2 separate regions of the Homo sapiens genome follow, and region 1 is linked to region 2. A link is a contact called in ENCODE POLR2A ChIA-PET data. All regions are on one chromosome and are shown on one strand. Each heading gives the region's core, a stretch centred on a gene start or an enhancer-like site at or near the end of the contact. The rest is flanking DNA. Distances are from core to core; before and after follow the strand shown. Region 1 has its middle 56 kb from the start of NFIB-AS1. Region 2 overlaps NFIB (nuclear factor I B).

Region 1 (4,275 bases), core at 1,233-3,732, 76 kb before region 2:
CCAAAGTGCTGGGATTACAGGCATGAGCCACTGCACCTGGCCCTGTCCCCAGGTACTTCTGGAGAAGCTCCTTAAAAGGAACTAACTAAGCTAGGAGGGGTTCTCATTTTGCCTTCCTCTTTTCCTTTTTCATGATTGGAGAGAATAAATGATAACTAGAGGGATATCATGGCCTAAGACTGGAAGAGCAGAGAGATAGAAAGAGCCTAGGGCTCTGATGACTCTGAGGAACCACTATATGAGCCCTGTGCATCCAGAGGTAGAGTTTCTCTTATGTTGGGAATAAGTCTTGGATGTTTAAGACATTGAAGTCTGGTCTCTGTTACTGCCAGTTAAATACAAATCCTTACTGAACAAACTACTTCTCTCCTTTGGGAGGAAGCATAGCATGTAATAAAATAAACGTGACATTCATTCATCATCATTCCTAAACTATGCCTTTTGCTATGCCTGCTTTTTGTTTTGTTTTTAATTAATTCCTTTATTTATTTATTTATTTATTTATTTTGAGACAGAGTCTAGCTCTGTTGCCCAGGCTGGAGTGCAGTGGCGCAATCTTGTCTCACTGCAACCTCTGCCTCCCTGATTCAAGTGATTTTCCTGCCTCAGCTTCCTGAGTAACTGGATCTACAAGCACATGCCACCATTGCTGTGTAATTTTTGTATTTTTAGTAGAGACAGGGTTTCACCATGTTGGCCAGGCTGGTCTCGAACTCCCGACCGCAAGTGATCCACCCGCTTCAGCCTCACAAAGTGCTGGGACTACAGGCGTGAGCCTCTGTGCCTGGCTTTGTTTTTAATTAATTCAATTTTTAAAAGACATTTCTTCTTTTAGAGCAACTCCTGAGCTGAGACTTCAGCTGCTTGTACTCTAAAAAAGTTTCTCTCCTTTGTAAACAACCCATTTCTCAACTCACAGAAACCTCAATTAATAATCATTTTTCTCACAAGATGACTCTAGGGGACATTTACTGAGATACTATGACTGTCACCATTGCTGCTGGTACTGAAGTAACAGACACAGATGAACTTTTCTCACTTATTTTCCATGTGGGGTGTCCCATTTAAAATAACTCCATTATGTGTCCCCAGGCCCTAAATGTAGACTGGGTTATAGATATCCTTTGAAACTTCTCTCTTCTTTTCTTTGGGAAGGAGGGGAGGCAAAAGCCTGAATAAAAGAAAATAATTTAAAAAGAAAGAAAGGAAAGAAGAAACAAAATAAGAACCGTATTTTTAACAAAAGGATTTTTGAAAGCCTTGGAAAATGTTATATTCACTCATATAAGGCCCCACTGTTTTAAAACATATTTTACTATAATTTTGCCTTCAAAACCCTGACATTCGAAGTTGAACAGGGCTCTTTCAGTGTACAACCCCAGGACATGGAGAAATAAAAAGAACAGTATTCCAACTAACGCATACTCAGTGGGAATCATCACATCGCATAATTGCTTGAAATCCACAAGCTGATCCGATGTCATCTTCAGAAATATGCAAGTTTCCCTTTGTTTTCTGACTTAGAGATATTTCCTTGCTTTAGGGCTTAACCCTTCAGTTGCTGCCCCTGGTGATTGAAACATAATTAAAATGAATGTGGATCTGCCCTTCCTAAACTCTCCCCAAATGTTAGATAAGATTCCCCCAAACCTGCCAAATCTTATTCCAACAAAAACACAAAATATGAACTTCAGGTGTTCCTTTTCACTCATTTTCTTTATCTACCTGTTTCTAAACACCACACACACACACACACACACACACACACACACACACTCATGTGGACACACACAGCCCTTTAAATGTCTTTCTACAAGAAACTGTAAAAGAACAAAGAGTTGCCATTTTGGAGCATGTAATGACATATTTAAAAGTTCATCAACTTCCCCCTTTAAAAAAAAACCTGGCAATGAGTCTAAAACAATAATTCAAAAAGATTTAGAGAAAAGAATCCTTAAGACTTATTCCTCTGTAACATGATGTAAATCATAAATATACCACTGGTCTGGAAGTGATTACAACAGGCTATAAGACAAAAGATATTCCTAAGCAGACACTGCTGGCAATGGGCTCTATACTCCCATCTGCATATAAGAGGATTTGGGAAGGTAAGTTCTCATAAATGCTAATAAGAGATTCACACCACTGTAAAAAGAATTCCCAGGTGTACATGTTCCAACAATAAATTGTTAGGTCCTGGGCCACAGCTGATTGCATAACCCTTTACAGAAATCTGTCCTCTTATTCAAGGTGAATGAATCTTTTGGTGTTCCAAGCATTCCCACCACCCTTCTCCAGTGTTCCCTTTGCTTCTTGATTGTCATTGTCCCTGACCTTCCTAACAGGATCCCTGGAATGAAGAGGAGGAAACGCTATATAAACAGCTCATTCTAGAAGTGTGAGTCATTCTGGAATCAGTCCCCACCCCCCACCACCGTTCCCTGTATAAGGGATGCTTGCTCATATCTAAGCTTCTCAGTTGCTGTTAGAAAGCATTTCTTTGTTTTGTCTTTCCCTATACCTTTTTCCTGAGGGCAAAGGTTTAACTTTTTTTATTCTTCTCTGAGTGATTCAACACTTGAGTTAGAGGTTCAGTTCACAGGACATCAAGAATTACATTTTGCTTGATAGCATAGCATTAGAAGCTACAGCCAGCCAACTCAAAGGGACACTGCAATGCCATTTTATAATTAAGCAGGGCACCCGCTGGACCACATGTTATAACAGATGTTTCCTGGCCCCAGGTACTAAGCCAGCACACAGTAAAACCGCCCAGAGCCTCTCCCTGAGCCAAGATGGGTCAGTGTCTGGAACAACTCCTGTCTAGTGTCTCTTACTGTAATTAGAGAATAAGGCTAGCTTTTGGTCATTAATTCCATTTGAAAAATAGCCACAGCTAAATGAAAAATGAAAAAAAGAAAAAGAACATCAAAGTGCTTTTAAAATTGAAAAGCTTGATAAGAAAACAGAGATAATTTATTGGTGATTTATTATTTCGATCAGTGGTTTAGATCTTATATAAATTCTGTATAATGCCCTCTCTTCAACATGTTTTGCAAAATTTTCACTCCATTTATAAAATGGATAAAATTAGAGGCTCCTTATGCTTAAGCTGGAAGAGAGTTTTAGGTTGGTTAGTACCAGGAAATCAAACTCAGATGTTTATAGAGGCCAGTTCATAAATGAACAAAGCAAGCCAGAGCACGAAAAATCGTTCTGCTTTTTTTTTCTATTTTTATTTCATTTTCTTGTTTTCAATAAGAGCCATGGGTATGGAAATATCTATCTCCACTTTGAAAAAAAAAACAGTTTTGGCAGGGCTGACATTCAGATGGTGCGCACCTGAGATTGGGATGGTCCTTACCAACTCATGTAGAGATGGTGCTCTAAGCTCACCGAGTGAGGCTCATCCTCAGCTTCTCTTCCAAGAGTTCTTGGACCTCCCCATGACCAATTGGAGCAGAGTGGGGAGCATCCAGGAGCTGCTCTAGCACAAAAGTCAGTGTCCATTCCAATCAGTCAGTTCCCATTCCTTCGTAGTTAAATATTTTTAATATTGCTGAGAACAAGTACATTGACAAATAGCAGTTGGTATTTTGTCTCTGTTTAGGGCAAACCAAAAGGGCAATAGGAATTGATGGAGTCACTGGAGCCCTGGAGAGCCCCTTCCCTGTTAAAGGGGGTAGCTACTACCAAATGAATAGGAATGGCCACTCCTGTGGCCAGATCTTCTGATTTCTCAAGGGAAAGTAAAAACCTATGTTCTTATGTAAAGTTTCCCAACTAAATTATCAACTCATTTAAATACTGTTACAGGCAAACTAAGTGTTTCTGTGGGCCAAATGTAGCCTAGGTGTTCCCAATTTGCAACCTTTTTTATTTCTGAGACATAGGAGAGGACTAAAGTCTAAGTGACTTGCCCAGAGATCACCCAAGTAACTAGTGGCAGAACCAGAATGAGATCCTATAGCCCCTGACTCCCCAGCCAGTGAGATCTGACCTTCTTCAAAACAAATCCTATAATACCACTGAAAACGCTTCAACAAGGATTTCTAGACTGCCTACCCTAAGAAGAAGGAACTTAGATTATTTTTAGTATTACAGTTCTTTATACTAGTGTTTTCTCCTACAACATAAAAGTAAAACCTCATGTCCAAAGCTAACATATAATGATGGAAAAGATATGAAAAGTTCCAGAGATGACTGAGGCCTTGCATAGCTATAAGAAAAGGTTGGTCCTCTGGCAGGTTGGACATATAGTTGGTGTGTGTGTGT
Region 2 (4,625 bases), core at 1,748-4,247:
GGATGAAGTAATTTTACTATCAAAAGTTGCCTGGAGGTTGTGTATTTTCAGAATCCTATTTTAAGGCAGTTCAGAACATGTAGTAAGTTATTGATGAAGCATAAACCAGTTGAAAATGGAATTTGTTTAAACAAGTGCGAAATAAAATAAGAATTACCTTTAAGAAAAGAATTATTTCATGTTAAATACATGCAGTTTTAAAATTTTAGTTAGCTTCAACTCCATTCAAAATAGTCTATTTCTCAAAATAGTCAACTTAATAGTATTCATTGAATTTTGAAGTACACATCTCTCATAAAACTACATAAAAGCATTTAACAAGCATCCATTAATATTAAGCGACACATATATAGTCTCATGCTGAATGAAGATGAACTGTTTTTTTAAAAACCTGATTTTTCATACTCATTTTGAAAAAAATACATGGATAAATGTATTGGTGCTAACGGAATGGTAGAGCTTGGGACAAAAAATCTAATCATGAGCACAGATATTAGGAAAAAGTTATTTGAAGTAGGGTATATTCTGTAATTCATGTGAGTGGTGGATTACATTTATGCCTATGCTAATGACACGTCAATATGAAGTCTATACCCCTCTATTAGTGAATTCTGAAGTGTAAAAAATGTTCCTTCGTAGGACAACTTGTATTTTATTATTCTGACATCTGCAGTTTCTGGTTGGATTACCTTAAATTTGCTATGCTATGTTAAAAGCCTTGTTTTATGAGGTCGGTCTCAGCTTCTGGCCTTGGTGTCAGGAACCCTGCTACCTGATGCAACTTGCCTTGTTAGGTTTAATTGACCAAAGCTGATGTGTTAAAACAATTCATTTGCGCTGTAACTTACGCCCTGGCTAAGTTGCTACCTGAATCCCTTGACCTTGACTTGTTTGGGTCATGGAATGGCTGCAAGCTGTTTGACCTTTCTATTGTGTAATAATGTCACTGTTTCCTCTTATTCTTTAATGGTAATAGCTGACAAAAAGGCCCAAGCCCGCCCTTTACACACCAGTGGATTCAAGGCGTCCGTCTGCAGTAGCTACGTCTTCTGTTTGACATGGTCTGGCTGTAGAAGTGACTTTCTTTTGTTTGCTGACAGTGATGGGGACAAATTTGCAGCCCTCCTTGCTACAAGAGGTGGGGCATAGTATTCTGGCATTTGGAGGGATTTAGATCTTTTCTGCTTAGATTTTCAGTTTCTCTGTTTTATGATGGTACATATCACAATTTCCTTTTCCACACTCGTCTGAGGTTGACTTTTCAGCTTTTTATATTTATGGTTTCTTTAATAATTACTTTTCAGCATTTTCAGCTGCTACGATAAAAATATTTTATTGTCATAATATGAGGTAAAAGTGGGAAATTTAGTTATGCTGTTGGTTACCGATGTGAAAACAACTGACTTTTGAACTTAACACTATAAATCTTTGACTAGTACTGAAAAAATCTGTATACTAAACATGTAGGGTAAAACCAACATTTTTTTCTTTACAAATGAGTTAATGTTGTAACTTTATATATACCATCTTATGTTATAGTTTTAAGGGAATCCTATCTTTTGTGACTTAAATAGCTAAATTTCATGACATAGTAGAGAACCATTAGTAAATATGAAGATTTTATTTCTGTGGGGACTTTTGCCAGCATGTAAAAATAACTATTTATTTTAATGAATATAAAAATTGTTTTTTTTCTACTCTTCATGAAAACCTCATGTGCAAAAATAGCGAATTTTACCTCCGTTCTTCTCTTCTGAAGCAGTGAAATAATTTTATTTTTAAAATACTGGAAAAGCCTTCTAAAATGTTAAAACACAGATATTTTTATCCTACCAAACTCTTCTTTGCCAAATATGACATTATAGTTCATGATTTTCCTATATTTGCCAGATTAAATATTTAAAATCCAAGCTGTTACATTTTATTTTTAAATTATTAGAGGAAAAAAGGAAGTTTAAGTTAAAATGTACATTTCCTTACTTGCGTGTTGCGTACTGTTTATACATGTGTGTAGATACACTGACAGATGAGAGACAATGTGCTACAGGCGCTAGAACCTGGGAAAAAAGCAGTAGATTTCTGCATTCCCATCTAGAAAATATCTGAAAATAGCAGGTGAGAGGCTTTCTTTTCTTTCTGGTTTGTTTGTTTGTTTGTTACTGTTGTGTTTTAAACTGTTTTTCCCCCAGGAATGTTCACAAGATCAAGGAATTTAAATGCTTTTCAGAATGAATCATGTTGATAATCCAGAATCATAGGGGTCAAAGGAGGAAGGTTGAATGAAGTGCTCTGAATCTCATTTTAGTCCATGGCCTCAGTTTTTCTCTCTTCTCCTGTAAAAACTAGTCTAGAATAGAAAATATCTCTTTTGCCTTTCTGCCGGTTCATTAGCATCCTCAGGGGCAGCGCCAATGTGGAGTTGGCTTTAGATGTGGTTGGTGGGCTAAGGGGTCAGATGACAGTGAGACTGTGATATGAGAACAGCAGCCAGCCCAGAGGATTTAAAAATCTCTTTAGTTTTCTCCAGACGTCTACCTCAGTTCCTACATCGAAAGAATTTTAAGGTGATCTCACCTGTTGAGTTAAAGTTTCTAGTCCAACTTGTGTGTTATCCAACTTGGGTGTGTGTGTGGGCAGGGAGCAGGGGGTGTGCGCATGCACACACGTGTTGTAGGGAGTTGAAGAAGTGAAGTTAGAAGAAAAAGAGAAAGGCGGGGCTTAGATCTTGCAGGAATTACTTAAGAAAGATGGCTTATTCTTAGACTGAAGAGTAAATAATGTGCAAATTAAAGTATTCTGTCATCCTTTGAATTTTGAATTGCTTAAGACGTTCAGCATATCCCCCTTCTGCCTTTTCCATTTTTGTAGAGCACAGAAAATGTCTTAGTTCAGGCTACTATAACAAAATAACATAAACTGTGTGACTTACAGACACTAAAGCTTATTTCTCCCAGTTCTGGAGGCTGGAAGCCCAGGAGCAGAGTGCCAGCATAGTCAAGTTCCAGCGAGGGCTCTCTTCCGGGTGGCAGAGTGCCAACTTCTCCTTGTTTCCGTACATGCAGCAAAAGAGTGAGAGCTCTCTGGGATCTCTTTTATAAGGGCACTAATCCTGTTTATGAAAGCTCCAATCTCATGACCTAATTATCTCCCAAAGGCCCCACCTCCTAATACCATCAGATTGGGGGTTAGGATTTCAACGTAGGAATTTGGGGAAGACCCAAACATTCATTTTGTAACAAAAATCATGTGCATAGAATTTGACATTTGGGGTTCTAGTCTTGGCTCTGCCATTTATCTGCTTTGTGACCTTGGTCAAGTCACTTCAGCTCCATGTGCTTTGCTTTTCTGTTCTGTAAATCGAGGATTAAAATGCCTACTTCACTGTGTTGCTTTAGGATTAAATGAAATAATTCATGTAAGTAAAAGCAATAATGTTAATAATAGCAATTACTACTATATATGAAGGAAAATAGCATAATGTAGACTGCCAGGGAGACTATCCAGTAGTGAAAAAAAGGAATGACTGGATATGAAGCAGAGGGTCATCATTTAGTTCATATTTATCTCAGGTAACAAGACATACCAAAGAGGAAATCGAAGTCCTGCTCACTGTAGTGCGCGTGAATATTTGTTAGTGAAAACTCTTTGTGTAGGCACATGAAGTTAGCTAGTTGTGTGTAGTTTTAAAACCCATTTAAATTAGAATGATTGTATGGTTTTAGAAGCCTTTTTGTCTCAGATTTACCAGAGACTAAATTTATTGATCAATCTAGGTATATTTGAAGGGAAGGAATCAAATAATTTTATTAGTGGCTCTCTGAATAAATAACTCAATTTTGGTGTGGGTAAAGGGTGTCCTATCAAGTACTCGTAATTCACTGCACTCCAATAAAAGTGTAAAACTGTCATGTACAAAAAAATTAAATTGCCACCATTTGGGAGAACTACACTTACGTTTTAGATTTGTTTCGGCAGAAGTGATGATGATGTGGCTAGATGGGATAGTGCTTTGTTTGTTTGTTTGTTTGTTTGTTTGTTTTTTGAGAAGGAGTCTGGCTGGGTAGCCCAGGCTGGAGTGCAGTGGCGCAATCTCGGCTCACTGTAAGCTCCGCCTCCCGGGTTCACGCCATTCTCCTGCCTCAGCTTGCCGAGTAGCTGGGACTACAGGCGCCCTTCCCCACGCCCGGCTGAGTTTTTTTTTTGTATGTTTAGTAGAGACGGGGTTTCACAGTGTTAGCCAGGATGATCTCCATCTCCTGACCTCGTGATCTGCCCGCCTTGGGCCTCCCAAAGTGCTGGGATTACAGGCATGAGCCACCGCGCCCGGCCAACTGGATTGTCCTTAAAAAAGCATGCTGCTGGTTTTCAGACTCTTTTTAAAGTCCGAAAGTATCATATTTAAAAATGACCCTTAGTTGAGTCAAAACCTCAAACCGTTTAATCAGTTGCATGAATTGTTTTGATTTTATTGCCATTTAATTTTTCTCCTTTAAGTCACTCTTTCCCATTCCTCCTTTTCTATCGTGTTAAGAAAATTAAATAATTAAATGAGCTCCGTAGGAAATAAGTTAACATTTATTACTGAAATTGACTTCACTTTTGCTAAGAACAACTGGAAGCCAAGT

What was found. ChIA-PET counts read pairs that join two places held with the same protein, here RNA polymerase II (POLR2A).
Region 1: POLR2A ChIA-PET joins it to region 2 with 11 read pairs in OCI-LY7. The contact joins two enhancer-like sites. POLR2A ChIA-PET finds 5 or more read pairs at or near these places in 2 of 52 experiments (AG04450 and OCI-LY7).

What each region holds. Positions count from the first base shown.
Region 1 is chr9:14,371,143-14,375,417 of GRCh38, reverse strand. It overlaps a transcript of NFIB not described here. Among named protein-coding and RNA genes, the nearest start is that of NFIB-AS1, 56 kb to the right of the region's middle. Within about 2 kb of position 2,482, at least 9 of the 41 ENCODE cell types and tissues checked have a DNase peak (open chromatin) inside an H3K27ac peak, as active enhancers do.
Region 2 is chr9:14,295,048-14,299,672 of GRCh38, reverse strand. All of the region lies in intron 2 of NFIB (nuclear factor I B), which reads left to right. Among named protein-coding and RNA genes, the nearest start is that of NFIB, 17 kb to the left of the region's middle. Within about 2 kb of position 2,997, at least 8 of the 41 ENCODE cell types and tissues checked have a DNase peak (open chromatin) inside an H3K27ac peak, as active enhancers do.